Regions from separate parts of the Mus musculus genome. Here regions 2, 3, 4 and 5 are each linked to region 1. A link is a loop called in an ENCODE intact Hi-C map of the cell type or tissue named here. Cell type or tissue: heart. All regions are shown on one strand. Each heading gives the region's core, and the rest is flanking DNA. Links, peaks and the distances in the headings are about the cores only. Region 1 holds the start of Gm35242 (a long non-coding RNA gene). Region 2 holds the start of Gm35381 (a long non-coding RNA gene). Region 3 has its middle 14 kb from the start of Gm41918. Region 4 overlaps Rab17 (RAB17, member RAS oncogene family). Region 5 overlaps Gm35381 (a long non-coding RNA gene).

What was found. Hi-C counts contacts between places; a loop is a spot of excess contacts. Peaks named below come from ENCODE experiments on the same cell type or tissue, not always from the same donor. Only the 100,000 strongest peaks of a DNase experiment are listed, where the experiment ranks them.
Region 2: a loop joins it to region 1, with 8 times the contacts of the local background. A loop is called at or near these places in 7 of 42 quality-filtered maps.
Region 3: it touches region 1 in a loop (2.4-fold over the local background); 4 of 42 quality-filtered maps call a loop at or near these places.
Region 4: a loop joins it to region 1, with 9 times the contacts of the local background. A loop is called at or near these places in 30 of 42 quality-filtered maps.
Region 5: a loop joins it to region 1, with 2.6 times the contacts of the local background. A loop is called at or near these places in 7 of 42 quality-filtered maps.

The regions. Positions count from the first base shown.
Region 1 is chr1:90,647,781-90,653,634 of GRCm38, forward strand. Gm35242 (a long non-coding RNA gene) reads left to right here and starts at 1,298. Exons shown (of 3, transcript XR_387261.3): 1 at 1,298-1,501; 2 at 2,566-2,649; 3 at 4,589-5,854. In heart, for the core only: a CTCF peak has its summit at 3,071 (motif pointing right); DNase peaks (open chromatin) are centred at 3,361 and 4,231; H3K27ac peaks cover 3,776 bases.
Region 2 is chr1:90,903,417-90,909,270 of GRCm38, forward strand. It overlaps Gm35381 (a long non-coding RNA gene), which reads right to left and starts at 5,702. Exons shown (of 6, transcript XR_387263.3): 1 at 5,609-5,702; 2 at 318-822; 3 at 1-111. In heart, for the core only: a CTCF peak has its summit at 3,110 (motif pointing right); DNase peaks (open chromatin) are centred at 745 and 3,105; H3K27ac peaks cover 103 bases; H3K27me3 peaks cover 1,494 bases.
Region 3 is chr1:90,747,464-90,753,317 of GRCm38, forward strand. No RefSeq gene overlaps it. Among named protein-coding and RNA genes, the nearest start is that of Gm41918, 14 kb to the right of the region's middle. In heart, for the core only: no CTCF peak of the experiment used is centred there; a DNase peak (open chromatin) is centred at 2,918; H3K27ac peaks cover 1,919 bases.
Region 4 is chr1:90,955,401-90,961,254 of GRCm38, forward strand. It overlaps Rab17 (RAB17, member RAS oncogene family), which reads right to left. Exons shown (of 6, transcript NM_008998.4): 3 at 5,711-5,854; 4 at 4,602-4,727; 5 at 3,768-3,861; 6 at 2,733-3,599. The coding sequence ends at 3,484. Among named protein-coding and RNA genes, the nearest start is that of Prlh, 5.2 kb to the left of the region's middle. In heart, for the core only: a CTCF peak has its summit at 1,513 (motif pointing left); a DNase peak (open chromatin) is centred at 1,491; H3K27me3 peaks cover 3,528 bases.
Region 5 is chr1:90,894,402-90,900,255 of GRCm38, forward strand. All of the region lies in intron 4 of Gm35381 (a long non-coding RNA gene), which reads right to left. Among named protein-coding and RNA genes, the nearest start is that of Gm35381, 12 kb to the right of the region's middle. In heart, for the core only: no CTCF peak of the experiment used is centred there; a DNase peak (open chromatin) is centred at 2,510.

The DNA of each region.
Region 1 (5,854 bases), core at 314-5,313:
TATGGTGTGGTATGGTGTGGTATGTATATGTGTGGTGTGTATGGATGTGTGTGTTCAGTGTGTGTGTGTGGCGGGGGTTGTGTATGGATGTGTGTGTGTGCACGAATATAAGTGTGTGCCACAGTGCACATGTGGAGGTCTCAGAACATGTGGGAGTCAGTTCTCTCCTGTCCCCGTTGGGGACTGGGAACCTAATTCAGGTCGGCAGAGTTGACAGCAGGGGCCTTTACCCATGAGCCCTCTCACCAGCCGCTCTCAGATACTTTCAGTCCTCTCTAGATCACTTGCAATGCTGAATAGCTTGCAGAGGCCATGCCTGTAGTCCTGTGCTGGGGAATAACGATAAGAAAAACATCCGGTGCGTGCTCAGAACAGATGTATTTTTCTTTCTGCCTCCCATCTCTGTGGGTTCTCCCCTCTGCCCCTTAGGGCGGGGCTTCTGACCGGTCTACCTTTGATGTTCTCCTCAGTCTCCTCCAGGTGGCCCAGGAGGCAGGCTGAGTCTCCTGACACCTCAGAGCAGTGTTCTCAACCTCCCTAATGCCGCCACCCTTAAATACAGCCCCTCCTGGTGTGATGACCCCAACCACACAATTACGTTCGCTGCTACTTTGTAACTGTCCTTTTGACACTGTTAGGAATCATAATGTAAATATTTGGGTTTCCCAATAGTATCAGGCAACCCCCGTTAAGGGATCTTTTGAATCCCCCCAAAAGGGATTGAGACACAGGTTGAGCACCTCGGTGTTAGAGGCTCCACTCCCACTCACTAAACCTTAAATGAGAAGTAAGTGCAAGACCTTCCTGCCCCTACAGGCACAGCGTGCAGAGCCAGGACAGCACACCCAGATGGCCTGTAGGACTAGGGGAATGTCATGTGCTTCTCCTGCTGCACCCCACTTCCCTGTACCTTGGTAATAGCTACTCACCTCCCCTTCTTACAAAAGTCACTGTCCTTGCTAGGGTCAGGTCAGATCCTCCTGCCCAAAGTTCTGAGAACACAGAGCACCTTTCTCAGTGGGCAGCAGTCCTGGAAACCCTGGCCTTGTCTCCTATGAGGCGGCTTCTCACATTTCTATTATGAGTTGATAATCTGTTAGGCTGAATGGCTCTTTAACACTGGCTGGCATGTGGGAAAACCTCAGAATAAATAAATATGAAATAAGCAACTGAGCTCTGCAGACTCCTCAGCCCAGTCCTCCGTGTTCACCTTCCGAGGGCTGGGATTCCCACCCACCCAAGCCCGAGGGCAGGGACACCGTTGTAGAGAGAGCTTCTTGCTTATGCTGTAGGGCTGCTGCTGCCAGCACCTGGCCCAGCAAAGCAATGGGCGAGAACAGCCAACTCTGACTTCCGGAGGAGTCATATTTAAAGAACAAGCAAGCAAGCAAACAAACAGACCAGCGACTGGACAAGGCGGCCTCCCGAGTTCCCTAGCCTAACTGTGCATAAAAGTGCTCAGCCCCTCAGGCTTGCTCTTGCTGCAGAGAACACGAACATGGTATGGAACATTCGGGGAGTGAACAGACTTGCTGTGAATATTTGCTGGAGTGTGGGAATCCCTGCAAGGAAAGTGTGTGGTTGGCTGGGAGAAGACTTGAGTGTGTCTGGGGACGGTGGGCTGGATCCGACTCACACTGAACTGCAGCGTGCTGTAAATAGCAGGGCCCACCCTGGGGCATAACTCCAAAGTGTCAGGAAGCTGCTCCCCACACCAGCTCTTCCCCTCAGAGGAAAAAGAACTTCATATGGTAGAAATGGGAAATACACACGAGAACGGAGGCATAGGGATGCTGAAGGCTTTTTCCTATAGGCACACTGGGATAATCAGAAAGGAGGCCATATTGGTTCGTGTTGTCAATTGGACATAAGCTGGAGTCTCCCCTGAGAGGATGGAACTCTCATCTGAGAGAACGCCTCCATCAGTTGGCCTGTGGAAATGTCTGTGGGGCATTTTCTTGCTTAATGGTTGACGAGGGAAGACCAAGCCCACCATGGGTGGTGCCACAGCCAGGATGGTCCTAGGCATCACTTGAAAACAAGCTCAGCAAGCCAAGGAGATCAAGCCAGTGAGTGGGGTGCCTTCTTGGCCCCTGCTTCAGTTTTTGCCCTGAGTCCCTGCCCTGACTTCTCTTCATGATGGATGGGAGCTGTATGGTGAAACATCCCTTTTGGTCCCATGTTGACTCTCCAAAGGCATTTACATCAGCAATAGAAAGGAACACACAGGATGAAGGCCTTTGTCCTAGCTCAAGAGCCATGTGACTGGCTGGGCAAAAAGGGAGAGAAACCTTCTGTCCTCAGTTACCCATGCTTTGGGGCCACCTCAGCACCCAGTCCTCTTGGAATCCCCTATCTGAGGTCATACCAACACATTTCCCACACTCCCTTGGGGATTGATGACAGGTCACAGGTAGATGACAGGTCACAGGTAGATACCTGTGGGTGATTTCCAAAGCACATCACCCCAGTGTGAACTTCCATGCCTGCCTGCCTCTCTGAACTGACCCTCATGTCCTTCTTGTCAAGATTCTGACTAATCCAGGCTAATCTGTTCCATTCCAGAACCTTCGTCGGAGGAGACATCATTTGGCCTTTCAAACAGTGGGTCTCAATAGCTGATGAGTAACGAGAACAGCACGGTAAATTGTAAGTAGCAGTCTGATAGACTGGAGTGAGTAAGGGACAGCAGGGTGATTGATGCAGGCACGTGCTACATGATGACATTGATCTCTGTGGCCATCATGCTCTACACACAAGAGTGAATGCATGCTCATGGGTTCCAAAGGCTGGGCAAGGTTTGAATACAAGAGTGTCATGTATCTTGTGCATTGCTTAGAGCAGTACTGTGGAGACACAGAAGAACTTGGAGGGAGGCAAGTGACACTTTGTAGGTTAATCACCATCTCTGCTCGCCAGTCAATCAAGTAGGCCCAGAGATGCTCTTCCTCCCAGGCAAAAAGATCTTTAGGGCTCTATGTTGTCCACTTTACCTGTCAATAGTTGCTTGAGCCCCTGGAGTGGAAAGGGTCTTGTTTAAGATACTTGCTATTCCCCAGCCTTCCACCAGATGGCAGCCTTGAAACATGGGGAGGTGGTCCATCTGGCAGCTGCTTCAAGTATCTTCAAGTGGGGGAGGCGACTTCAAATCTTAGAGGCCTGGGCCTCTCTCCTTCCTTGCGAAGGGTCACCTCCTGAAAAAACTGTCTGGGTCTGGTTCCTTGTCTGGCCAGGCAGCAGCCGCTTTCTGAAGCACAGGGCATTTTGCCAGGGGCTGTTCTGCAGTCTCAGCAGTGGATTCCCCACCACACTACTGAAATGCCCCAGGCCTACACCAAAGCCAGACAAACTCCAGCCCTTGCACATCCAGCAAGCTATCGTTATCCCTCCCACCAAGTCATGCTTCCAGAAAGGAAGTGAATGCTGGCCTCTGACTTCCAGCCCCTCCCCCATGCCTCCAAGCCTCTTGCACTCACATTCCATAAGATATTCTGTTTCCTAACTGATATTCTTTGTAGTGTGGAGAGCACATCACCTTCCTGGGAAGGGTAGGGCCTTCAGCAGCTTCACAGAGCCTTGGCTGTCATCCCTGTTCTTGTGTGCTCCCCTACCCAATCTCCCCTTGTGCCTCCCTCCCATCTAACACCATTAGGCTGTCCCCTCCTCTCCCTCCTCCAGTACTGGCTACCCATCCCCCATATCCTCTGCTAACATGCAGATGACCCAGGCAAAGGGCCTCTCACCCTTGCTTCTGCACCAGATCTGCCACCGTCCACCACACAGATCTCTGCCGTCTCTAGAAACAGGACCTCACTCAGACCAGCATCTCCATGTGCCCACAATCAGAGTCCAAACCTTCCTAGGCTTTTGGAGCAATGGGGTGGAAAAGGTTTTGGGAGAGAGGTGAAGCCCACAGCAAGGATGGGTAGCTGATGGAAACACAGCCTGTCTGCAAGAACAAGAGAACAGGAGGATTCTTACAGCCATGTTAGCTTCACATGCTGGCCTTAAAGGGGTGACTCATTCAAGGCCAATGGAACTGGGTGGCTGTTGAAAGGGACACTTAAACTACTACCCCAAGCCAGAGAGGACAGGCAACACTCCAGGACCCCACAGTAGTGACTTTATAATGGCTACTTTCTCTGTCCTTCTCCCACCCCAAGTCTGTCTGAGTGCTCCCCAGGGCCTCAGGGAGCTGGTGTGTCTCCTCCAGGCTTCCAGCAGTCTCTAGATGAACCATTACTGTCCCCAGGAAACTGGGCCAGGCAGCCAATGTGGGAGTAGGAATAGGGCCAGGCAGTCTGGCCCTGCAGCTGGCAAGGAGAGCAACCTTTACCAGGCTCTAGATTGTACTGGGTGCTCTTAGATCTAAAATGCAAGTGGGGCTTATCATATGGGAAAATTCTTCATAAATCTGCGCACATGTGCGCGCACGCACACAAACACACACATGTAATCGGACTGTGAGATGCCAGCTGCACACAGCTGGAGCGATATTCCCAAGACAGCAGATGCTGGGAACCTCTGAGGGCTCTCCCAGGATGGCCTTCCCTTCTGGACACCCCTCCTTTCTTTGCCTTATATTCAGAACCCCAAATTAGAGAGGAAGCCTTGTGTCAGCACCCAAGTCAGATGAGAAATGGCTCATGGAAGGAGCACCACATGACGTCCTGGAGTTACCCAGAAGAACAGCAAGTAAGGGACCTTAAAAGGACCCTCGCTACAGGCAGGCACCTCCATGTCCATTTGGTGCCCTGTGTGGAAGCCTTCTGGATCAGCGGGCCTGGAGTTCAATGATGATGGAGCTAGACAGACCTTAGAGCTGAGGAAGCTGCTCTGGGCAAGCAGGGACTATGGAAGCTTCTATGCCAGTCTGAGAACTGTGCGGGCATCCATCTGGGTGGGAGCTGGTGTATCCAGATGGTTTCCATTTTTCTGGGTAACCTTGGAAAACGTGAATCAGAAGGTGGCCACGCTGCCCACAGCTGCAGTGGGGGGCAGGGGGATACTGCCTGTGAGTCACAAGCTAGGCTCTCCAGAGCTGTTTTCCACATGTCCATCTAGGGGACAATTCTCTACTGGCAGTTCAATTTCTTCAGTCCCCTGTTTTCTTAGGACCAGGGTGAGTGATATGTTTGCTCTCAGTGAAATGACAACCTTGTGGCATCACCCCCAGCACACTTCTGGAACTGATGAGTCCAGCCTTGATGTCCTGGGCAAACCAGAGAATAGATTAATCCTTTCAGGGCACAGCACAGTCCCAGAAGGCACCACTTGACCCATCTCTCAGGAGAAAGCAAAGGTGAGGGCCTTCAATGTAGAAGTCCATTTTCAAACTCTCTAAGAAGACTCTCTGCTCCTGAACACTGCCCATTGCATTCCTGATCCTACTCTCCTAGTCCAGACTTAAAGAGACCCTAGCTTTCATACAGCCTGCATCTTTCTACCGTGGTGGCCACAGAGAAGTAGGCACAGCACCCCAGAATGAGGGGCTGAGTACCCCCCAGCACGGGGCAGTGCAGCCCAAGGTCCCTACAATCCAAATCAGGTTTCTCACAACTACTGGGATTCTGTGCTCTTCTAAGAGGGGAGGCATTGTCACTGCCTCCTGGGCCACTGTGATACCTGCTTTTGGCACAGTCCCACACTGTCATCACCCATCCTGTTAAAGTCCTAAGAAATGAGCAGTCTCCTTGACCACACTGACGCAGAGAAAACAGACCCAGGAAAGAAGAGATCTGTCTGCATGGGTCACCTAGTAAGCAACAGGGTCAGGACCCAGGACCAGGGGCCTCCGAGTCACAGGTCCTATGTAATCCCTGCCACTCTCTCCTTCCTCCAGCCCTCCTTGGCT
Region 2 (5,854 bases), core at 626-5,625, 260 kb after region 1:
TAGATTCACATCTGGGCTTCCCTTCCCATGCTTGGCAGTGACGGATAACTGTTCCCAAACCATTGTCTTCTAACTTCTGGGTGGCTCAGTCACACAGGCACTAGAGAAGGTCTGGGGAAGACCAGTGAAGAAGACTCTGTCTGACTCTCTTTCTCTCTCTCCCTCCCTCCCTCTCTCTCCCTCCCTCCCTCCCTCTCTCTCCCTTTCCCTCCCCCCCTGCCTCTTGTGCATGTGTATTATCTGTCTGTCCTTCCCTCCTCTCTCCCCTCCCCTCCTCCACTTTGGATACCACCTCCTTCCACACCACATGGAAATACCTCTGCATCTTGGGCCTCCAGCTGACCTGCTGGGTCATGTTTTATTGTTCCATTCAGACCTTGGCTACAAAGAGTATCTAATGGGCAGATGGTTTTGGTCTTTGGGGAGGCACAGCAGAGGCAGATAACGCTGGCAGAGATTGCAGTGGGCAAAGCCCACAAGAGAAGAAAAAAGCTGGTATAGAGAGAGAAGGCTTCTGATGGCATGGAGCCTGGCCCTGGAGAGAGAGTCTCAGCCCATGATGCTATGTGAGCTAAGCAAGCAGTCCTGCGGAGGAGTGCACTGGGCAGAAGCACCAGACTCTGTCTGCTCTGTCTGGTCCCAGAGTTTCCAGAGAAGTATGGAGTTGCCTGCAGAAAGGGCTAAGGCTCACACACCACAAAAGATGCTGAGGGTGCTGAAGCAGAGGCTGCCAGCCAACTCCCGCCTCCAGCTTTCCAGCATGTTCCTTTGGAAGAAAGATCTAAGTGGTGTTCCGCCATATCCGCCTCAGCAGACTCATCCCTGGGGGGAAGAAAGAGCTTAAGTCACACACATCTTGCTTCCATCCTGAAGGAACTTCGTGTGAGTAAGAAATGAACAAGAGGGGGGGGTGGGAGCTCACCCCAGGACACTGATGTATATAATTCCAGTGCCAGAAGTCTCTTGGCTGTGGAAGTTTTTAAATAGCTGATGAGCCGCACGAGACCACAGCGGATGGGATTGTTAGGGCCCAGCTGGGATGAGTTAAATTATCTACACAGGACAGAGAAATACTTGAAGCAATAAATCTCCAGCAGTTGTCCATGGAACATGGGAAAGTTTCCTATAAAATTACCATCAGTTACCTGTTCCAGCACTGAGCCAAAACCTCCCACTTGGATTTTGGATAAACTATTCTTCCCACGTAGATATTATTCACATACAGCAAGATGCACTGCTTGAAATGTCTAGCTCAGTGAATCCCGACCCTCTTGTATGTGAGTCTAGTGAATATGTTAAAACACATAGCCACCACCTCAGCAAGAGGCAAGGCACTTCCTTCAACCTAGGAGATGCTTGCAATTCTGTGGCAGCCATTCTTGACCCTGAGCCCAGGCAGCCATGTATCTAAGCTGTAAGCCTGTAAGACTCAGGTTCACAGAACCATCCTCTATAGCGCTTTGTGTCTCCTTCACATGGGACAATGTAGGTGGCGCTCACAAAGCTGCTCTGCAAGCCCGCAGTTTACTCTTTCTATTGCAACATAGGCTCCATGATAAGCATGCGTGACAGCGTGCTTCCCTACTTACTTGTAGACCATCTCTTGCTGGGTTTCCACAGACATTTTGTGCACAAGCTCATTTCTCTCAGAACCCCCCTACATTTTAACTTTCTTACATTGTAACATTTTTTTTTTTTTTTTTTACTTTGAGGTAATTGTCAACTCACATGTGGTAAATAGCAGAAATCAATGCACTTTTGGCTTAGGTTCTCTAATCTTACATAATACACAGCTCTGTGTGTGTGTTGTGTGTGTGTATGTGTGTGTGTAAGAGAGAGAGACTAGGTATATGTGTCAGTGTCTGAGTATCTGTGTGCGTGTGTGTGTGTGTGTGTGTGTGTGTGTGTGTGAGAGAGAGAGAGAGAGAGAGAGAGAGAGAGAGAGACTGGGTATATGTGTCCATGTCTGAGTATCTGTGTGCGTGTGTGTGTGTGTGTGTGTGTGTGTGTGTGTGTGTGAGAGAGAGAGAGAGAGAGAGAGAGAGAGACTGGGTATCTTATGCATCAGTCTCTGAGTATCTGTGTGCATCTACGTGTGTGCATGTGGGGGGGGTGGAGGGGGGGTGTTTCTGTACCTGTGTGTTTGTGTGCGTGTGTGCATGCACACACATGTTGAGTTCTTAGTGGTTTTTACTGCAGGTACAATTCATGTGAACGCCACCTGAGTCAAGACCCAGATCACAAAGATCCTTCAAGGAGCCATATTGCCACAGCACCTCCATTCTTTCCCGTTCGTAGCACAGGCAGCTCTACAAACCTCCCTGTCATGGTTGGGGTTACTATTGCTATGCAGAAACACCTTGACCAAAGGCAATTTGGGAGGAAAGGATTGATTTTGCTCACAGTTCCATATAAAACAGCTCTTTATCAAAAGGAGTGAGGGCAGGAACTCACACAGGGTTGGAACCTGGATTCAGGATCTAATGCAGGCCGTAGGGGTCGGGGCTGCTTACAGGGTTGCTCCTTAGAGCTTGCTCAGTCTGCTTTCCTATAGAATCCAGGGATGGAATCAGCAACAATGGGCTGGGCCCTCCCCCAATCAATCACTAATTAAGAAATTGCCTCACAAGCTTGCCTACCACCCAGATCTTCTGGGGGCCATTTTCCTAATTGGAGTTCCCTTCTCTCAGATGACTTCAGCTTGTGTCAAGTTGACATAAAGCACCAGGACACTCGGTAAATGTTTCACTCCCTGAAGGGAACCATGACCCATGGATCTATCCTGCCATAGCACTTCATATTGATTCCTGTGGCCCTAACCCCTAACATTGTAACCTGCTCATTTATAAAAAGGCAACACTTTTGAAAATGAAGCCCAAGTTAGAATCAAGAAGGTAGCAACAGCTGAACCCAGCCATGATGGAAGACAACAGGGATGGGACATTGAATCTTTGAGAGAAACAGAGATCTTAGTGGGATTCCCACCTACCACAGGATGCAAAGGTGGGGCTATCATCACAGGGGCTGGACACCTGGCTCCATGGGTGGAAGTTTCACTAGCAGACATTAATTGCTACTAGGTCCCTTGGGCCCTTAGAGCCCACGCAGTAACCCAAACTAGCCAGAAGAGGGCACCAGATGCCTGAAGCAACCATCCATCCTGCTCAGGGAGACTTGTCAGTTAAGCCCTGCACCAGGGAAACCTGTAGGCAGGGACCACTAAGGCTGTTGGCCCTGAAGCCCTGGCTCTCTCCACCTCCTTCCTCTAGGGGTAATCAGGAATCTGGTGAGGTAAAGGGCGTGTTTGGTTGCAGGGTAGAAAACAGAAGTGAAGGATGGTTGAAATACGTATCCCAGATGAGGATGCCTGTTGCCTGGACCAGGAAAGGAAAGGGCATCTCAAAAGGCAGAGTCCAAGGGACTTCTGGTGTCTGAAGGAGTTCAGGTGGCTCCGTCCGAGAGACTAGCTCAGCATCACTAAATCAATGGCCTCCAGCCACTCAGAGACCTCAGTAGCCTGGTGGCCTTTAAGGAGATACTGTGAAGCAAAATGACACAAAAGTCTTGCTTGCCTCAGACTGCCCCACCATGCACTGCCCAGGGCCCTTTTGTAACGTCACCACCTCCCTGAACCTCAGGCCCTCCTCTGTCATCACAGTATATCGGAAGCACCACTTGCCCACAGGCCAGCTGTAGAGACTGGCTCGGGTCACAGAAAGGATGCCTCCTGCAGAGCCTCATATAGTCTAAGGCTTATAGCATTCCCATGTCATCCGAAGCCAGTGTTAAGCATCATGAGCAGGGGAGCAGCTCTCAGCTGGGGCTGCAAAACAGAATGGGCTTGGCATGATGCCCAGGTGGCTGGCACCCCCCTCCCACACTCTCTAGACCATCTCCCAAAGTTCAAGGTCCCTTTTCCACTGCTAAAGGGGAGGCCTTTCTCCTAGGATTAATAACTGCCCGGGTGCACAGATATGCTACCCAGAACTCACCTGACTTAGGAGTGACAGCAGAAGCTGGGGGCTCTTTTGACTTACTCAACAGCCATTGCTGAGGCCAGACATGGACGCTGAGAGTGTAACTGTAACTGCATGGTGCTGGGGGTGCACTGAAAATCCCCTTAGTCTCAACCTCTTCCTCCAAAATGCTAAGAGCCCACGCAGCCTGTGGCATAGGTGCCCTAGAATAGAGTTGACAGCTGCTCACACCATTGCTATGCTCTGGAGCACAAGGCTGGGTCCTCGCAGCCCTAACAAGCCAGGCTCTGCCATTGCTCACCAATTGGCTGTTTATCGAGACACTTAATAATGTAAGGCATAAAAGAAGATTCACTCCGGGTGACCACACTGGGAGGGATGGAGAGATCAAGAAGTTTAGTGGCCCCTGAAAGTCCAGCCTGAGGTGCTGGCATGAGATGCAGGTTTAAGCGGAGAGCTAGAAACGCACATAACTAAGCAGCCTCCATCAAGGTGGGCCATCGTCCTCTGGGCTCCAGTCTCCTGGAAGGTGTTCTGAGTTCAAACTGAAATCTCTTCCTGGGAGACAAGCTCCTCCTCTGGCTGGCACTGGGGTCCTAGCCTTTTGCTTTACTAAGTATGAGATTCCCAAGAAAACTTGTTATTTTGTATGGATTTTGTTTTAATAGTCTGATGGAGCAGCTCGAATGTCTCTCTCGAGAATAGCCATCACCCTGCCAGGACAGTTAAACTGCCAGTTGCTACCTAATTAGGACATGTGACATCCCCAAAGGCCCAAGAAATCCAAGGCCAGAGTTCTCCTGAAGTCAGAAACTTCTGTGTACTCTCCTCTACTCTCTTCTGTCTCCCTGGCAGTACCAACACCACCATCCTCGGCCTCTCTTCTCACTGGGCTCAGCCAGTGAGGACCCCAAAGGACTTCATGGGTGAACAAAGCCATGATAGATGTAGATGCACTGTGTCCCAGAGCTCTGTGGCAGCAGCCTCAGAACTACACTGTCCTGACACCACAGCCTCTGTTTTTCTGGCCTTAAGATAGGTGGATTTCGCTGTGGCCAGATGAAAGGAGGGGACGTCTCTCTTGCTTGGCTTAACTATACCACGCCTTTGTTGGGAGAACCTGGCCACTCTTCTGCCCTGTCTCCATCTCAGGCTGTAGCTGGGGTGTGCAGATCAAGGCCCCCAGGAGCTAAGGGTTGAATGGTCTTGGGCTCTGTTCCCCAGTGTGCTCATTTCCTCGAGGACCTGATTTCATCCTGTCACAGCAAGCTGGATACCAGGAAAGGAGAAAACTGCAGGGCATCCAGAAGGAAGGCTGAGTCTTCCAGACCTCAGCCCCAGATGTAAATGCCTCCACTGGAAAGCCCCTATAGGTGTGAGCAGACCAGAGGTGTGTTACCAGTGTGTGCTCTTCACCATGTGATACTCAGAACATCTCCAAAGCCATGGTGGCTTCCTGGCTGTCCCAAAGCTACATGCCATATTCATTACTGTTTCCTAGGAATGGCAAGCTGGGTCCCACCCCATGCTCTACCTGACCTCGTATTAGAAAATAAAGCCTGTCCCTCCCCTCCCACACACAGCCCACTGCACCTATCCCCAGCATCAGCCCTCTTGGGGTGATGTCCTACCTGTCACAATGTTGCCAGAAGTGATGCCCCAAGGCTGGCCTGTAGGGAGCAGGACTTTCCCAGGGCCCAGAGCCCAGAGCCCAGCTGGGGTCCCAGCCCTCCCAGCAGAATTTGCTTTAAGCAGAGATGGGGGCTTTCCTGGCCTTAGGTCCCAGGAAGCTGTATGTGGGTGGGTCCCTGCAGGCCTAGAGGTCCTAGCATCTAGATAGGCAATGGGCTAGGGATCCTGAGTGGTGGGAAATCCCA
Region 3 (5,854 bases), core at 421-5,420, 100 kb after region 1:
TCACTAGGTACCCCCTGAGTGATCTCTCAATCTAGTCAGAGTCCTGTGTGGGTAATCAGAGCTGCTCTGATCTCAAGAAAGAAATGGCCATACTATGCCCAGAGGACAGGGAAGGTATGGCTTCTTGTAATAGCTAAATGTTGGAGAAATCTCTCAGACAACTCTCTTTATCAATAACAACTGTCTTCTTGCACCAGGTAGGGAACTGATATTTTATTTTCAATATTTCTAGAACTCAGACAACAGTATTTCTGTTGTACACACAACATAACCTGATTCCTGACTCGGAAAGGTGGAACTATCCCAAATGCATTAGGAGTTTTAGCTATTGGCGTAACAAACAAATAAACTTAGTGGCATAAAAACACACAATATATCATTCTTCAGGTTTGTGAGGCAGAAGTCTGAAATAAGTCCCAGTGGATGAAGATTAAAGTGCTGCTGGGAACTTTCTAGAAGACAATATGCCCCTCTGTCTTCTCTTCTCCTGGGAGCTGACACACTCCTGGCTCATGCCTCCGGCCCCAGGTTCAAAGCCAGAGTGCAGCAGCCCAAATTGCTCCAGTACCATATCAGGCTCTGGTCTCCGTCCTCCATTTTCCACGTTTACAATAAAGTACGTAGTGACCACTTATGTGTACAGACGCATGTGACCATGCACATGCCTGTGAAGATTAGAAGTCAACCTCAGGTGTCACCCTCAGCTGTTCATCTTGAAGCAGAGTCTCTCACTGGAACTGGAGCTGATGAACTGGCTAAAATGGCTGGCCAGTGAACCTCCAGGAGTCTCCCATTTCCATCTCTAAATGTATGTGCCAACATGACCAGCTTTTCTACTTGGACTCTAGAAACTGAACTCGTGGCATGCTTGCACGGCAAGCATTTGGCCAGCTAAGCAGTCCCCACACCCCTATTCTTCCACCTTTGTTGTTACATCATCTCCATCAGATAGTTCAAGATAAATTCAACTCCATTTTCAACCTCAAGTCCCTATGCTATGTAACATGACATGTTTACATACAGGTCCCAAGGTCTGAGATAGAGGCATCTTTGCAGGGCCATTCTTCTATCTACAGAACCCAGATCACAAGGCTATCCAGTGGCAGAGTATAATCAAACACAAGTCTAACTTCAGGAGCCACCAACTGCTCCATTCTCCTGACTCTGTCTGGTCACCCAGCATGCTGCTCTTTTGCCCTGTGACTTCTGGGACACTTCCAGCACCCCTGCAGCCCAGGCCTCTGTGTTCTTCAAAGCTCAGTATGGCTTTCATCTCTACCTTGGAGCGTTTCCTGGGCAAACTTGGCTGCTGAGCCTGAAAGTCGTATGATGAAAACTCCATCTGGAGTCTCCCCTGCCTCATGGTGACAGTCTGGACTAGAATCTACTTGGCATAAAGCACACAGCCAAACTCTGGGCAGTCCCGCCCATTTCCTACCGGCATCCCTGTGCTTTCATCCCTTAGGCCTAAGGAGAACAAGGAAGGTCTTTCTCCCACCAGAAAGCTTTGCACATAGACAGAGGATGGAGCCACAGGCTCCTTCCTGCATCTTCTCTTTGTCATGTGGAACCTTACTCTCAGAACACATTCTGGCAGATTCCCTACACCTGGGCACAGTGTCCTCCACATACTATTGATTCTGTAAAGCCATACAGAGTGGCAGTCACATAGACATGTTCTAATCAGCCTTCCTCCTGGATACCTCACCATTCTCTGCATGAGATCAAACTAGCCTTCTGTCTGGTTCATTGTAGACTAAGTTCAGTCTGTATGTGTTCTGATTAAACTGGGTCAATGTTGCAGTACACTAGTGCCATCCTTCATCCTATAGTGGGAGGTAGATCAGTTGTCTATTTTAATCAATCAATCAATCAATCAATTAATTTTGAGACAGGGTTTTTACTTAGGTTTCTGTTGCTATTATGAAACACCATTACCAAAGCAACTTGAGGAGAAAAGTAGTTGGCTTATGTTTCCATATCATTGTTCATTGTTGAAGGAAGTTAGGGTAGGAATTCAAACAGGGCAGGAATAGGGAGGCAGGGACTGATGCAGAGGCCATGGAAGGACACTGCATACTGGCTTTCTCTCTATGGATTGCTTAGCCTGCTTTCTTTTTCTTATTTTTAAAATTTTATTTATTTTATCCATGAGTGCTCTATCTGTATGCCAGAAGAAGGCATTAGATCCCATTACAGATGGTTGTGAGTCACCATGTGTTTGCTGGGGATTGAACTCAGGACCTCTGGAAGAGCAACCAGTGTTCTTAACCACTGAGCAATCTCTCCACCCCTCAGTCTGCTTTCTTATAATACCTAAGACCACCAACCCACAAGTGGCACAACCCACAATGAGTTGGGCTGCCCACACCAATCACTAAGAACATGCCTAGGCCTATAGCCCAATCTTATGGATCCATTTTCTCTTAACCTCTGAGCCATCTCTCCAGCCCATGGATCCATTTTTTTTTTCTCAATTGAGGTTCCCTGCTCTTGGATGACTCTGGCTTGTACCAACTTGACATAAAACTAGCTAGCACACAAGGTCTCATTATGTAGCCCAGGCTAACCTGGAAACTCCTTGGGTAGACCAGGCTGCCCTCAAACTCCTAGAGCTGAAAGCAGAGGCAAGTGCTACCACATCCGGTCTGACTTTTATAAATCAGGGTCCTTCTGTCCAGATCTCATCCCTTTTTTCTCAGCTTCATGGCATCCATCCGTGAGAATATTCTCTCTGCCTTGTTTTTGTCCACAGCACTGAATCAGGAGCAGAGCTCGGCAACCCACAACCAGAGCTCTGGCTTAGTGAATCAGGGATTCCGCTGGTCACCACTAACCAGTCAGTAATACACCTCACTGCACGGCCTCCACACACAGCTCCCCGCTTGGCTGCATCACAGCGTCAGGAACTGTCAGATGCCCTAATGGAGAACAGATGCTGTAAAAAGCAACCACATTCCCAGGGCCATGCTTGCCAAAGGAGGAAGTGAGTTCTGTGTGCAGTGGCCACTGCGAGTGGAGGCAGTGTTCTCCCTAGATCTTCCACTAAGCACAACGGAGATAGAGATGACTTCAAACAAGTCCTGAATTCAAGATGACACTTGGCTCCCTTGAAGCCTCAGATAGAGAAGCAGAAAAGACGAGTTCTGTTTTGTATGCCTTCGGGCATTCGGGAGCACTCTTGGTTTTCTGCAAATAGCATGAGCTCTGTATCTGTCCTACGTGTCTCTGATTTAAGGTGGGCATCAGTGGAGCTGAGCTAAAGAACCTGCGTGGTGGAAACTTCCCTCCAGTGCTGTGTGTGGGGCGACCATAACACTATCCCAGCACACCTTCCATGACCCAGGCTGCCCTGTCTCAGACACACCACACACCTTTGGCAAAGATGGGACAATTCTAATCAAAATAACTTCCTTAGGTTCTAGGGGAGGTTGATGGAGGAGGTATGGATGGAAAAGATTTAAATACATTGTATATACATGCATGAAATTTTCAATCAATAAAATATTTTTTAAATGCATCATATGCAGTCAGCTCTGAAGTTGCTGACAACGCAAATGGTTGCAAATGGTATATGGGTGATCTTGAGAGAGCCCCTGTCCTGCTTTATCTTTATAGGACAAGTTCTGTACTTCACAGTTCAAATTACTTTTAGGAAAGTGCTTAAGTTATGGCTCTAGCATTTGGCGGCGGGGGCGGGGGGGGGGGGGAGGGGCAATGTTGCCAAGGAAAAAGGTATCCAGAGATGTTGACAGGACATCTCTGCTCACTTCCTGCATGCCCAGGCCTGCACTCAAAGCTGAGGGATGAGCTGAAGCCGAGTCCCTGGTCTCAAGAACATCTGATGGGGGACTCTCACAAGTGGACAGTCACGTCTGCCAGTCGATGCTGCTCAGTCACCAAAGAGAGAAACAGAACATGGTGTGGCTGTGTTTTCTCAGCCTTCCTCTGACCACACAGAGCAGCTGTTGGATGTGTTTGAAATCTGGTGATGTGTGAATTCCTCGCTGTGCTTCTCTCCATCTGTCTGCCTCCCACCCATTTCTCTCCATCCCCTCTCTACATGTATAGCCTTGACAGTTAGTCTGAATCTCTCAGAACTTGATTCCTCCATCTGTGCAGTGGGCTTATTGTGCCCTCCCTGCCTCTTTAATGAAGCCTTCATCATCACTGTATCATCTTCCCTTTGTGCCCTCTTCATGGGCCTGCTGGGAAGTAAAAGGAAATAATGTACGTGAAATTGCCAACCCAGTGCCAAGGCTAGACAGCAGGGTTTCTATGGCAAACACAGCAACAAATACTTTCCTAGAAATGAATCATGGCTAATTCATACAAGTTTCCACAATGGCGGTGGATGCTTTTGATCTCAAGCTTAGCCTTCGTCCTTATGGTGTCAGAGCAGTCTCTAGGTCACGAAGTCCACGCATCTGGACTACAGTTGGCTGATATGCAATTGCTGTGGAATAATAAATGGAAGTTGTCCAGATTTTCAGAAATAACATTCTCCACACTAAAACATATCATTTAAAAGTAGAGACCAGCAGAACGGCTCGGCAAGTTGGGCTTAATGACTTGAGTTTAATCTCCAGGACCCACAAGGTAGAAGGAAAGAATTGATGCCTGAAAATTGTCTAGTGGCATGTGCGCTCCATCAAACACATCTGTGCTTGGGTAAACACACACACACACTCACATGCACACTCACACACATGCATGCAATACACATACACATGTTCACACACACACAAAGAGAGAAAGAGAGATTGGTAAAACATTTTACTCTTTTTAAAAAGTATGTATGAGTGTATGCCTGCATACATGTATGCACACCACATATATGCAGTGTCCAAAGAGGTCAGAAGAGCAATTGGATCTCCTGAAACTGTAGTTTCAGTTTTGTGCTACTATGTGGGTTTGGGGATCTAATCCCAGGCCATCTGCAAGAGCAGGGGGTGCTCTTAACCACTGAGCCATCTCTCCAGCTCCAAGAGACACCACTCACTCTTTCTCTACTTAATTTTAGAATTATTAATATTTTATGCATATGTGTCTGTGCCTACACGTATCTCTGTGCCACACTTCCATGCCTGACATCTGTGGAGACCAGAAGAGGGCATTGGCTCTTTTGGAATCAACTGTGAGTCACCATATAGATGCTGAGAGTTAATCCTGAGTCCTATGGAAGAGCAGCTAGTGCTCTTAACCACTGAGCACTCTCTCTAGCTCTGAGCTACTCAGCCTTAAGCTAAAGACATTAAGCAAAGGATGTATGTACACAGTAGTTTCCAGCCCCACTATCAATATTTCTAATATCTTCCATAATAAAGGTAAGTGTTCTACAGTATGGTGGTGGATATACTTGACTAAGAACAAGTAAGGGGTGGATTAAAGGATGAACTGAGAATGTGAGAAGTTAAGGACCTGCACTTGGGTTACTAACAGAGCCATTAGAACCCACTGAGAGACATCAGAAGGACCCAACCCTATCTGAGGTTGTGTGACTGAACGGGAAGCATTAATAGGAAAACTCACTGGAAAGGTCAACTGGATATTAATATACGTTATTAGCATTCCTAAAAGGTTTCCCTTAAGTGATGAGACCTGTCTGATGAGAGCAGTTTAGTGCCTTGATTGACAGCTGATAGGCCCTTCCCAGTGCCAGGCCACAGGCACAGTTCTAAGGATCAAAACCACAGCATTGACTGGGGTGTGTAGGAACAAAACCAGATCCATTGTGGCTGCTGTTGTCCCCACAGCTCTGAGCCTGTGCTCCTGGTGTTTCACTGGGGGGTGACAACAGGGATCCCAGGGAATACTGTTTCACTGAAGCCTCAGTGAGCAGCCACCATGGTGA
Region 4 (5,854 bases), core at 499-5,498, 310 kb after region 1:
TCAGTAGGTGCCATCTTACCCTCAGATCAAGATGATTCTCAGCTGGGGGTCATCTGGCTGGCTGCTGTCTATGCTGTTCCCCTCAGGTTACCCTCAGGCTGCTGTGACTGTTGTCACAGGCCGCTATGACTGTTGTCACAGGCCGCTATGACTGTTGTCACAGGCCGCTATGACTGTTGTCACAGGCCAACTCCCCTCCAGTTCTTTCTACTCCCTGTATACTTCATCACCTTCCAACGCCACTTTTTCCTGGGGTGGTGACATGTGGCTGCGGTGAAAGGCATAAGTGGGGATTGGCTGGGATCTCAGATGAAGGTCTCATGACCTTACCCATCCCTCCTCCCGGGCAGGAACACAGGCTGGCTCTTGTTGATGGTTTCCTGCAGGCAATAGCTGCTGCTCTGACAGCAGTGGTAATGGCTGCCATGCTTGGAGGACATCCTCCCACAGCTCTTATCCAGAAAGAACCAGCTCCTCGTCTGGAAAGATGAATGGAGGCGTACTCATCTTTTCCACAGTCTGGGAACGGTTTTAAAACATACAGAAAAGTTCACAAGACATTGTAAGGACTATCTCAACCTACATGGACTCATCAGCCATCCTGTCTGCCTGCTTCCTACTTCCCATCCTTGCCAACCTACATTTGATGACAAGCTGCAGACACCAAGACATTGCCTCAAAGAGTTCAAACCTTTCTCCCAAGAATAACACAAAGTGTAAGCCTGGAAAAGTCTATTCTCTCTCTCTCCCTCTCTCCCCTCTCTCTCCCCCTCTCCTCCCCCTCCCCTCTCCCTCCCCCTCTTCTCCCCCTCTCTCTCTGCATGTGTGCATGTGTACGTGTGTGTGCATGCATGTGCATGTGTGTGTGTGCACACACGTGTGTGCATGTGCTCATATGTGCATATGTACGTGTGTGTGTGTGTGTGTGTGTGTGTGTATTTTTCTCAGCCCCTGATCTTACATCATAACATCAACCTTCTGAAGCACCCAGTGGCCTGTTCTTTAAAATGATCCTTGCTGATTATCCCACCTAGTGGTGAGCCTGACACTGCTCTTGCACTTCCTGTCACAGAAAAGGACCTGGGCCTTAGCTGGACATTATACTCTGCTGTCCAAAAGTCCTGGGTCCTCTGATGGAGTCCTGGGTCCCACTTTGACATGTTGACCTTGACCTTGAGTTCAGGGCCCTGCCTCTCAACTGTAAGAGATCTCTCCATCCCTGGGCACCACTGACTTTCACAAGCCTGGTGAAGCTGGGTGGTTCCAGATCCATCCAGTCTTGGGCTTTCTGCTGAGGTGTGTCAAAGGGAGCATTACTAATCAGTCAAGAGAAAGGAGAGATTGGTAACCAGACAGGCAGTCACCTACAAATCTTCCTGCTGTATCCCTGCTTCCTCAAAGCAGTGATTTTGCCCTGAAGAGATGCACCGGAGTGTCTAGGTACCCAGGACCCAACAGAAGGATTTGTCTTAAGTGATACTAGATCGCCACCTAGTGGCCATATGTAACCCGGCCTCTCTTCCCCCTCTAGGGTAGGCTTGCCTACCTGCCTAATGATTCCCAGCCCTTAGGGATGATGAGGACAGCCCGGGATGCTGAATATTCACTTCCCCTGTTTCACATGTGAGCGAGTCACCAGGTGGCAACAATGTATCTTCCCTAGCTGTCAGCAAAGCAGTTGCCCAGCATCAACAGGCCTCACTAAGAAACCCACCAGGGAAGAGGGAGTGAAAACCTCCCACACGGCCCTTGTCATCTGCTCACTGATCCTGACGTGAACAGTGTCTGGCTCACATTTGTCCAGTGGTCACAGGGTTTCCTTCAGGTCATGTCAGGACTACATCAGTGCCTAGAAACTCACAATCGTTTCCAGGCCCCAGAACGGAATGAAGCTGCATCCCTCTAGAAGTGCAGCGGGGCCAGAAAGTTCCCTCCAATCCCTGGCCTGAGCCCCATGTGAAACTTGAAGGGAGAAAGCACTGGTGTGGTCCTGTCCAAGCAAAGCCAATGGGAGCAGGAGTCACAGCCCAGGCACAGACAAGCTCCTGGCCAGCCTGGGGACACGTTCACTTTTATCCATTTGAGCTTCACAGTGGGCACGGTGAAGCCATCTTCCTTGGTGAGATAACAATGTTCCACTCTGTGATGTTCTCTAGGGCTTGTTTGACTCTGTTGGTTTTGTTGTTTGCTTGTTTGTTTGTTTGTTTGTTTTCTCACTGTGCAGCCCAGAATAAGCTCGCCATTCTCCTGCATCAGCTTCACAAGTGTCGGGATTCGAGGCCTACATCACCACACCCAACAACAATGTCTCATTGTTCAGACTCAACAGCTAATCACACTCCCAGAAGCAAGGATTAGCAAGGATTAAAACACACACAGAGAGAGAGAGAGAGAGAGAGAGAGAGAGAGAGAGAGAGAGAGAGCTTTGCTCCCTAAATGGCCACACCTTGCCCCAGCAAGTGTCAAGAGAGAAACTTAACAGGAAGATGTTTTCTGGGGCTTTCTTCCCTGCTCAAGGACCTGAGTTTCTCTACAAGGATAAGAACTCACACAATCACCATCAGAAGAACTCACAGTCCACCCCAGACCAATGCCTGTGCCCACCCTCGTTACACTCACCCCCATGAACCCTCACCATGTTTAACACCCACAAACCCATCTAGAACGTGTGCAGAAAAACTGAACAGGTGTGACCCGTCGGGCCATGGGTCCAAATATAACCTCATGAAGTGTTCGGATTGTCAAGACGTTTAATATTTGGAGAGAAGGACATGAGACAACACGGTGTTCATCTCGGGACAGGGGTTTTAGAGTCCTCAGATCACTAGGTAGAAACCTGGCTCTGTCCATCCACCGCTGGAAGGGGGACACTTCCATCCCAGCCACCCTTTCAGACTCTGTCTCTCCTGCGTCACCTCACTGAGACTTAGCACCTTGGGCTCGTTTTTCTCTTGGGCTCATCTCTGCATTTTTCCTTGCATTGATGCCCCTTCTCTCCCCCTGACAGTTCCCAGAACGAAAGTGGTCCAGTTATGGATGCTGCCCCAGGAGGAAGCATCTGTCCTCCCATCCCACGGATCAAAGGCTTTTCCCAGTCCATGCTGCTTCTCTGCTTCATTTAGCTCTCTGTGCTGGTCACAAGGAAGCTGAAAGGGACAGCCCAGGAGGAGCAGGCACACTTGGCTCAGGGCATCCAAGTATCTGGGTATCAGGTAAGGTAGGGCTGACAGTCTTCTGGGAGCCATTTGACACTGGATCTTCCCTGAGACAGTTCTCATCAGCTTTGGCAAGCAGTGATTACAGAGAAAACCAACGCCTGGAAGCCTCCAGGGCTCAAGCATAAGCCATCTCCGACACAGAACATGAATGGACAAAGAGGCAGCCCCGGCAGATTTGCCACAAAGACGTAGTAGCTTGGGCTGGGGACCCTCTGAAGCACAGGCTGAGATGTGTCCTCCGCCAGCTCTCCTGCAGTGGCAGCGGCTATCGTGCACAGCACTGGCGCTGCCTGATGGGAGGTTCCTGGTTCAGAGCCACAGCCTCACCTTCCTGTGGGCGGCTGCTCCCCGTGTCTCCTGCTCTCTGCAGAAGCTCCTGAGCTGTGGAAAACAGGGAGGTGTACTGGAGAGCACCACCCAGAACCCTAACCAAACATTCCCTATTAGTCTTCCTCATACCCCTCCCTGCCCCAAGGACACCAGAAGTCAACCCAAGGGTGGAGGCATAGCAGCGAGCTCTCACACTCCTGTGGAGGGGCTGTAACTCACCAACAGTGTTGAAGATCTCAGACACCTGGTAGTTCAGCTTGGCGGAGGTTTCCATGAACAGCAAGCTTTTGCTCTCTGCAAACTCTTTTCCTTCCTGAAGGAAAAAGTCAGTGTGTTTAATGAGAGCCCCTCCAAAGACTCACTAAGTCCAACGACTGTGGTTGACTCACAAGAAATGGAAATGCACCTGTAATCCCAGCACTCAAGAAGCTGGGGCAGAAGGATTATGAGTTCAAGGTCAGCCTTGGACACATACGTCCCTGCCTCAAAACAATAGAAAAAGACATCTATGTGCACATATTCTTCACACAGACCACCTGATATACACACACCCTCTGTACATATGTGTACATACACCTTCTATATGAATCTCCAACTAGAAGAGGAACTAAGATGGAATCTTTGTGCATTTCTATACACACAAGTGCATCTGCATGTGGGTTTGCATGTGGTGACTTTGGAGGCACATGTGTGTGCTCATGAATATATATCCATGAAGAACGACTCTGGGCATGTGCATGAGCATGTGTGTTTATGAAGTATGAGGTAGAGAGATCATGGGTATACATGTAAGTGCAAGTATATGGATGAGTATGTGAGTGCCTGAGGCACAGAGGTATATGCTGTGTGTGTTGTGTGTGTGTGTGTGTGTGTGTGAGAGAGAGAGAGAGAGAGAGAGAGAGAAAGAGAAAGAGAGAGAGAGAGAGAGAGAGAGAGTATGTGTGTGTGTGTGTGTGTGTGTGTGTGTGTGTGTGTGTGTGTTTCCAGGCCTCAAAAAGTACTTGAGTCCACAGAATCAAGAACTCCCTCCTGCTGCCCGCCACCATGCGGCACCTGGAAGGTCACTTCCCGCTCCTCGCCCAGATCCGTTTTGTTGCCGACCAGCATCACCACCACCTCTCCTGGCTGGAATTCCTTCTCCAGGTCTTCCAGCCACTGCTGGGCCTTGTGAAAGGAATCCTAAAGAGACAGAATGGAAACCGTGCTGGAGTTCTCCTTGCTGAACCAGAAGAGCAAAGCTCCCTTGTGGTTGCATAGCCACATCAAGACCTTGTTCCAGAATGCAATGCCAAAGGGCTGCTCTGATCCCCTGAGAGGGCATCCAGGATGGGCTGGCCCTGCTAAGGGAGAGCTGTGCAGCCAGGCAGCACACCAGAAAGCCAAGGGCATGGATGTCACAGGGAATTTGGAGTCAAGAGCTCCACTTTGGACACCATTTTGTGAAGGAGAGTTTGAGAGAACTGTTATCTCCCCAAACCCAGTTCCTAACTGTAGCCCCTCATAGGTCAGGTGAGGGGCTTGACCCTGTGTCCTTTGGCACCTGTCTCCTGACCCCTGGCATCAAGGCTGATATGGGGTCCCATCTCTCCACACTCCTGGACCTATGACCAACACATACATTTTGGATCCACTGCAATCTTTTATCCAGGACCCTCCCCCAAGCCTCTTGTACCTACTACACCTTCCTGCCTCCTAGCCAATATGACTACTCCCCACTTCCCTATTTCCTGTGAACAGCAAGCTCACCCTGTCCTGGGCCAGGTTGGACACACTCGGGCATGCGAGTCCAGTCCTTCCATATCAATCCCATGCATGCTCTGTGTTCTGCAACCCCTGGTGAGACACACTGGTTGGTCTGGGGAGGTGGGCTGGCTCTGAAACAGTCCCTTGCTATGTCAGCAGCACACTAGAACCATTGATGGTGGTGCTGTGGGGGTAAGGAGTGCACCAGGAGATTGCAGAGAAACAGAGCCCAGCTTTGGGTGTCAGGGGTTGCCAAGAGGACTCTCTGAATGAAGCTAGCAGCATGGGCTCACTGGCCCCTTTGGTTGATGTAGTCGTTACTATAAACCATGGATCCAGTCCTGTTTCCTTGACGTGGACCCCTATAGAAAGCAGTAAACGTGCAGTTGCCTAGGGAAGGGGGTGGGAAGTGACCCTACCTTCCGAGTGATGTCATAAACCAGGAGCGCAGCATTGGCACCCCTGAAGTAGAGGTGGCAGACGCTTTGGTACTTCTCCTGGCCGGCTGTGTCCCAGATCTCAAGCTTCAGAGATGAGGAGCCCAAGTCCAGCACCTTTGTGAA
Region 5 (5,854 bases), core at 353-5,352, 250 kb after region 1:
GGGAGGGGAGGGGAGGGGAGGGAGTCTCTATGCAAGTTAGAGGAAAATACTTCTGGTCACAATAGTAGAATCTCTGGCCTGAGTAGAGACAAAACCCTAAGGAAGGTAAATTGACCTTAAGCCATACTAAACAGATAGAATAATTAGTCCTTTCATTAGATACCATACTTATCCTTCCCAGAATCCCACCCCGAGTCTGCTTGCTTTTCTGCATCATTCAGAAACTTTTCTTCTATCTCTTTTCTAAGCATAGTTTACTTAATACGTTGGTTTTCCAAACATTTGGGTTTCCTTGCTTTCTCTATAGCTTCCTCCTGCACCACGTGGCTGCTTGTCTGTTGTATGTCCACCTCCCATGCTGCTTCAGTGGCATGGCTTTCTTCCCCCCTCCTCTGTTCTCCTCTGTGTGGCAGCTCAGATACAGCTGGTTTCCTTTAAACTCTAATAAAATTGTCCTTGAGCTTCTGTTTGAGTCCATTCTTAAATTGTTTTATTAATGATGCATACAACCCCAAGAAGAGGCTCAGATTTCTCCTGTATCCATAGGAAGGAAGGAAGGAAGGAAGGAAGGAAGGAAGGAAGGAAGGAGAAGGGGAAGGGGAGGGGAGGGGAGGGAGGGAAGGAGGGAAGGTAGCCAATAGCACAGACTTCCCAAGACCTCTGAAATTCACACAGCCTTTCATAGACATTACCTCATGTCACTCCGTAGCAAGCCCTTAGAGGACAATTCTGGACAAGAACTACAGCTGTCAGAGAAGTTGGACAGTGTGTCTAGTGCAGGAGAGCAAAGCGGGGGTGTGGGGGTGTGGAGCCAGGCCAGGGGCTCTCTCCTCTGCTAGATGCTAGACATGAGACTGAGAGAATAGCCCGGGAACCTACTCTCCCCTTTTCCTCTGTCCCTGCTGAACAGCCTGAAGCTCTAAGCCTAAGGGCTTCTCTAGTGCTCCAGACCACATGGTTGACAAGCTGATCAGACAAAGATGTAGGGTACTAAGGACCCCTGAGCATCTATCAGTCAACAACAGGCCAGAACTAGGAAGCAAGCAATCCACTGTCTATCCCTTGACCACATCACAGAGCACCGAGACAGTCATCACAAGGTCCCCAGTAAGGCCACAGAGGCCACTTGATCACTCACCACACATCTTGCTGCTCCAACCAGGCTCTTCCCAAGACCTCCTCCCAAATACATGGCTTAAAATCACTTTTGGCTCAGTCTGGCTCTAAGGAATTCTAAGTCAGATTATCCATCCACACTACTAAACTGGTAAGTCAAGGGCTGGGGATGTAATTCTATTAATAGGGTGCTTGGCTAACAGGCAGAAAGTCCCAGCCCCATCCAAATTGCAGCATCAAGCCAGGTGTGGTAGTGCAAATCTGTAATCCTAACACTCAGGAGGTTCAAGGAGGGGGACCAGAAGGTCAAAGCTGTAGAGGCTAGCCTGAGACACATGAGACCATATCTCAGAAAGGAGGAGGAGGAAGAGGAGGAAGAAGATGAGTAGGAGGAGGAAGAAGAGGAGGAGGAATAGGGATAGGAAGAGGAAGTGGAGGAGAAACAAAAGGAGTAGGTGGAGGAAGAAACGAGGTGGAAGAGATGAAGAAAAAGGAGGAAGAGGAAAAAGAGGAGGAAGAGGAAGAAGAAAAGGAGGAAGAGGAGGAGGAGGGAACAACTGAAACCAAGCAAGCAGGTGTGTCTCACATGCAAAGACTAAGCAGGCCTGGCCCTGCTTTAACTTGAGGAAATCTGGCACATTCTGGACAATATGGCCATAAAAAGATCTAAGTAAATTTTCTATACCAGATAAATCATACATGATGCCCATTAACCCAGGAGAGCAGAGGGCTGTGCACAGCTAACCTGACCACATTCCACACACACACACACACACACACACACACAGAGAGAGAGAGAGAGAGAGAGAGAGAGAGAGAGAGAGAGAGAGAGATTCAGAGACAGGAGTGGCTACTAACCAATGACCTTTCTTCAAAGCAATGTCCAAGCCAGTGGGAGAGTGTCAAAACCCATCAGTCATGTCTACCCCAGCAAAGCACACTGCGCATAGTGACAGACATGATCCTGGTTGCCAACCCTGCCCCTCAGCTCATGGACTCAACAGGCTCACAACGCCATCAGCAGATGCCTGTCGTAAGTTCCCTAGGTCCCCAAAAGCTAATCTCCCCTTTGCCAGAGGCACATGTGCTGAAATACGGGCACCAAAGCCTATGATCACTCCATGTAAAAAAAAAAAAAACAAAAAACAAAAAAAAAAAAAAAAACAGAGATACAAAATTTAGAGCACTTAGCATGGAACCTGGCCCACCTGGGTGAGTGGTAAACTAAAAATAGACATGAGTCACGGTTGGCCTGGGAGGGTGGATCTCAGTTCCAGCAAGAGCACACCCTCCCCTTCCCCCGCCCCAGCACCACCTAAGGCAGCCAAGGAGCAGAAGCCTGTGTGTACCCTATGTGCAGCCCAGCATGGGCAGGACACTCAGTGCACGTCTTTGGCACCGGCCTTCTGTGAGTCACATGGTTGTGGAGAGCCCTGGGGCCTGCGCCTTGCGTTCTGCTGAGCGTATCTGGAACCATCTGGCCAGGCACTGGAGCCCGCTTGGAGTCCCTGGATAAACACATCCCGTCACTTAGGAAAACAGAATTCGGTTTTCCTTACTTGATGAAGGAAGCCTCTGGGGGGTAGTTACAGAAATGTGTGCAAGACTAGGGGAGGGAGTTGGCCAGCTTACTAGAACAGGAAGCCGAGGGTCTTTGCACAGCACAATGCAGAGAAAGGTGAGAGAAAGCAAGAGTGAGGGAAAGCAGCCCCATTGGAGGTGTGTCCACAACGACCAAATTTCACAGTCACACATGCTCTGATTTACACACAGGCTCCATTCCAGGGCTGTTTCCAAGGTAATTGTTTGGAGTTTGGGACGGAATTTCCCGTAGAAACTGCTCACTGGCGGTAAACTTAACCCACTGAGAGCTTTCTCCACTATGCAAGGAACTAAAGACATCATTGCTTCACTCTTCCCAGTCCTTCTACATCATATGAATCATTGCTTCAGTGAGAAATTAATGCTCATGAATAAAACAAGAGATTCTCTCTTGTTCCTCTGTACCACCCACCTCAGTAAATAGAACTTGGGACAGGTTCCCTGGAGCAGGTAAGTAGAGAGAGGTGTCCTAAGCTGACTATGAAAGCCAAGGCTATGTCACTCTCTGATCAGACACTCACCGTCTCTGAGCCTTGCTCACCTCTCCCGCAAATAGTCCCTACTTGTGCTATTGCCCTTGATGTTATTAAGCGCTGGAGTATATAGTGCCCAAGAACAGAGCTTGACTGGCATTGCCTGTTGCCTCTACTTTTATGCACAGAGGAGAGAATTCAAGGAAAGCAATAACAAAAAGATGAACCATGTCTATTTTTTTTCTTAATCTGATCATCATGCCTGGTTTATGGCATTCTGTAATGAGGATCTAATGATGGATGGATGGATGGATGGATGGATGGATGGATGGACAGACAGAGTGAAGGATAGACATGTGGATGTAGAACATGCACATACTGTCTTCTGAGCCACTGCCACTAGCTTGAGTTTAGTACCCTTCTCTTAGACCTTTATCAGTTGTCTTTCTCCTTGCTGTGACAAAACACCTCATAATAATTACTTAAGGAAGAGGGGGTGTGTTTTAGCTCAGAGTGTTTCCCATCATGATGGGGAGTCGTGGTTGTGAGAGTTTGGTCTGGTGACATTTCACCCACAGTGAGGAAGCAATACCCAGTGAAGCCTCAGGCTCAGCTTGCTTTCCTTTTAACACAGTCTTTGACCCCAGCCCTATGGAAAGATGCTGCCCACACTTAGGGTGGGTGTTCCCTCCTCAATTAACCTAATGTGTCTAGGAATATCTAATCCTTCACAGATGTGCCCAGGGGCTTGTTTCCACAGTGATTTTAGGTCCTGTCAAGTTGCAGATACTAACCATCACAGACTTACTCCCAACCCTACCCACAGGCAGGCCTTGATGCTATTGAATCCTATCTATTAATTACAATTGCCTGTCCTCTGGCTCTGAGGAGTCATCTCTCTGCTCCAGCCTTTCTCTAGGCTCTTTGCCACCAGCAGTCCCAAGGGCCATGCCCATGGAGGCATTTTTCATGGTTATCCCTTAGCCCAGTTATCCCTTTGCCTCCAGCGTCCTCTGAATCTCACTCTCCCATGAAGCTAGCTCTCACTTCCCCACACACCACCAGCCTTGGTCTCTTATCTGAGAGGCAAAGTCAAGTTGAGTCTTCCTGGTGACTGTTTTTATTTTTAGACCCCATCAGTACCTTAAGTACAAACCCAGAGTCCCTCTTACAGGTTTTTCCTGCCTCAAGCATTTCATCCCTGGTCTCCATCCCCTAACAACTATAATCCCCTCCCAATAGCAGATTCTTAGGAATAGAAGTCCCGATTCCTTCCTTTCCTCGGATTCCTCCCCATCTGATTAGTCACTGTATCTGCACCTCCTTCCAGGTTGCCTGAATTCAAGTTTGTCTCTGGTTGGCTCTAATTCACTGATCTCTTTTGATGAAAAAGAAAGCAAAACAAAATAAAACATTAATAGCACTACTCAACAAACTCCCCAGTCATAGTATGGACATGTTACCAGCTTCTCTTTCATGGTTTTGTTGTCTATTGCTGCTGAAAACCCCTTCAGTACTCAGTGGCTAAGACCAGCCTTCATTCTATGGCTATGATTCTGTGGGTTTGGCTGGGTGGTTTTCTGCTGCATTGAGTGTGGGCTGGGACAGTCACCCAGGAGCTCACTGCCCTAGAGCATCCAAGATGGTTCACACACATCTGAAACCCTAGCCCTGGGCTTGCTGAGCGAAGCCTCTGCCCTTTTTTTTTTTTTTTTTTTTTTTTAGTCTGAGTTTCTCTCTTCTCTGTGTGGTGTCTCAGTGCTTCCAAAAGGTAGGAAAGCATCAGCTGTAACTGTGTCCATAATAGAAACAGCATCATTTCAGCCACATTCCATTGGTTCAAAGGAGAATTGAGCAGGAGAAAGCTTTTCAAAGCCACGGGCATCTGGAATTGCGATTCACTGGGGCCGTCCTCCTATACAACTTCCATACAATCCATACAGCCTCAAGCAGTCAGTAGCCTCTGCTACCCATAGCCATTAACATTTTTAAATTGTGGACTTTAGAGTCAGTCTGACAGAGAAAAGAGAGGAGAGAGAGAGAGAGAGAGAGAGAGAGAGCATGTGTTTAAGTTGAGAACTGAAACACCATTTCTCCTCACATTCCATTCACTTGACTACAGGAGGCCTTAGAAGTGAGACCATGTTTACTCCTTGGTTGGCCTAACCTGTTTCTTGTCTGCTTCCTACTTCCCATACAGAAGTATGGCCAGTAGTATTGAGCACAAGCAACAACCTCACACCCTATAGGTGAGAGTAGGCAATGGGGCACCCTCTCCTGGAAGTCCGTGTGCTTGTTAGTTCTGTTAACTTGATACAACATGGAATCATCCTGGAAGAGAATCTTAATGAGAAGTTACCAGATTGTACTGTGGGAGTGTCCATGGTGGGTAGCACCATCCCCTAGTCAGGTTATCCTGAATAGTATAAGAAAGAAGAAAGCTAGCTGAAAATAGGCAAGTGGGCAGACAAGGACGCACGCCTTTTCCTTCAGCTCTTCACTATGGATGTGGCTTGGCTTGATTCAAGCTCCTGACCCTGTAAAGCCCTCACAGTGACGGATTCAAACGTGGAGTTGTAAGCTTTTCCTCCTGAGTTGCTTTCTGTCAGAATATTTTATCACAGCATCAGAAATGAAGTCAGAACAGACAGGATGGTCTCCCA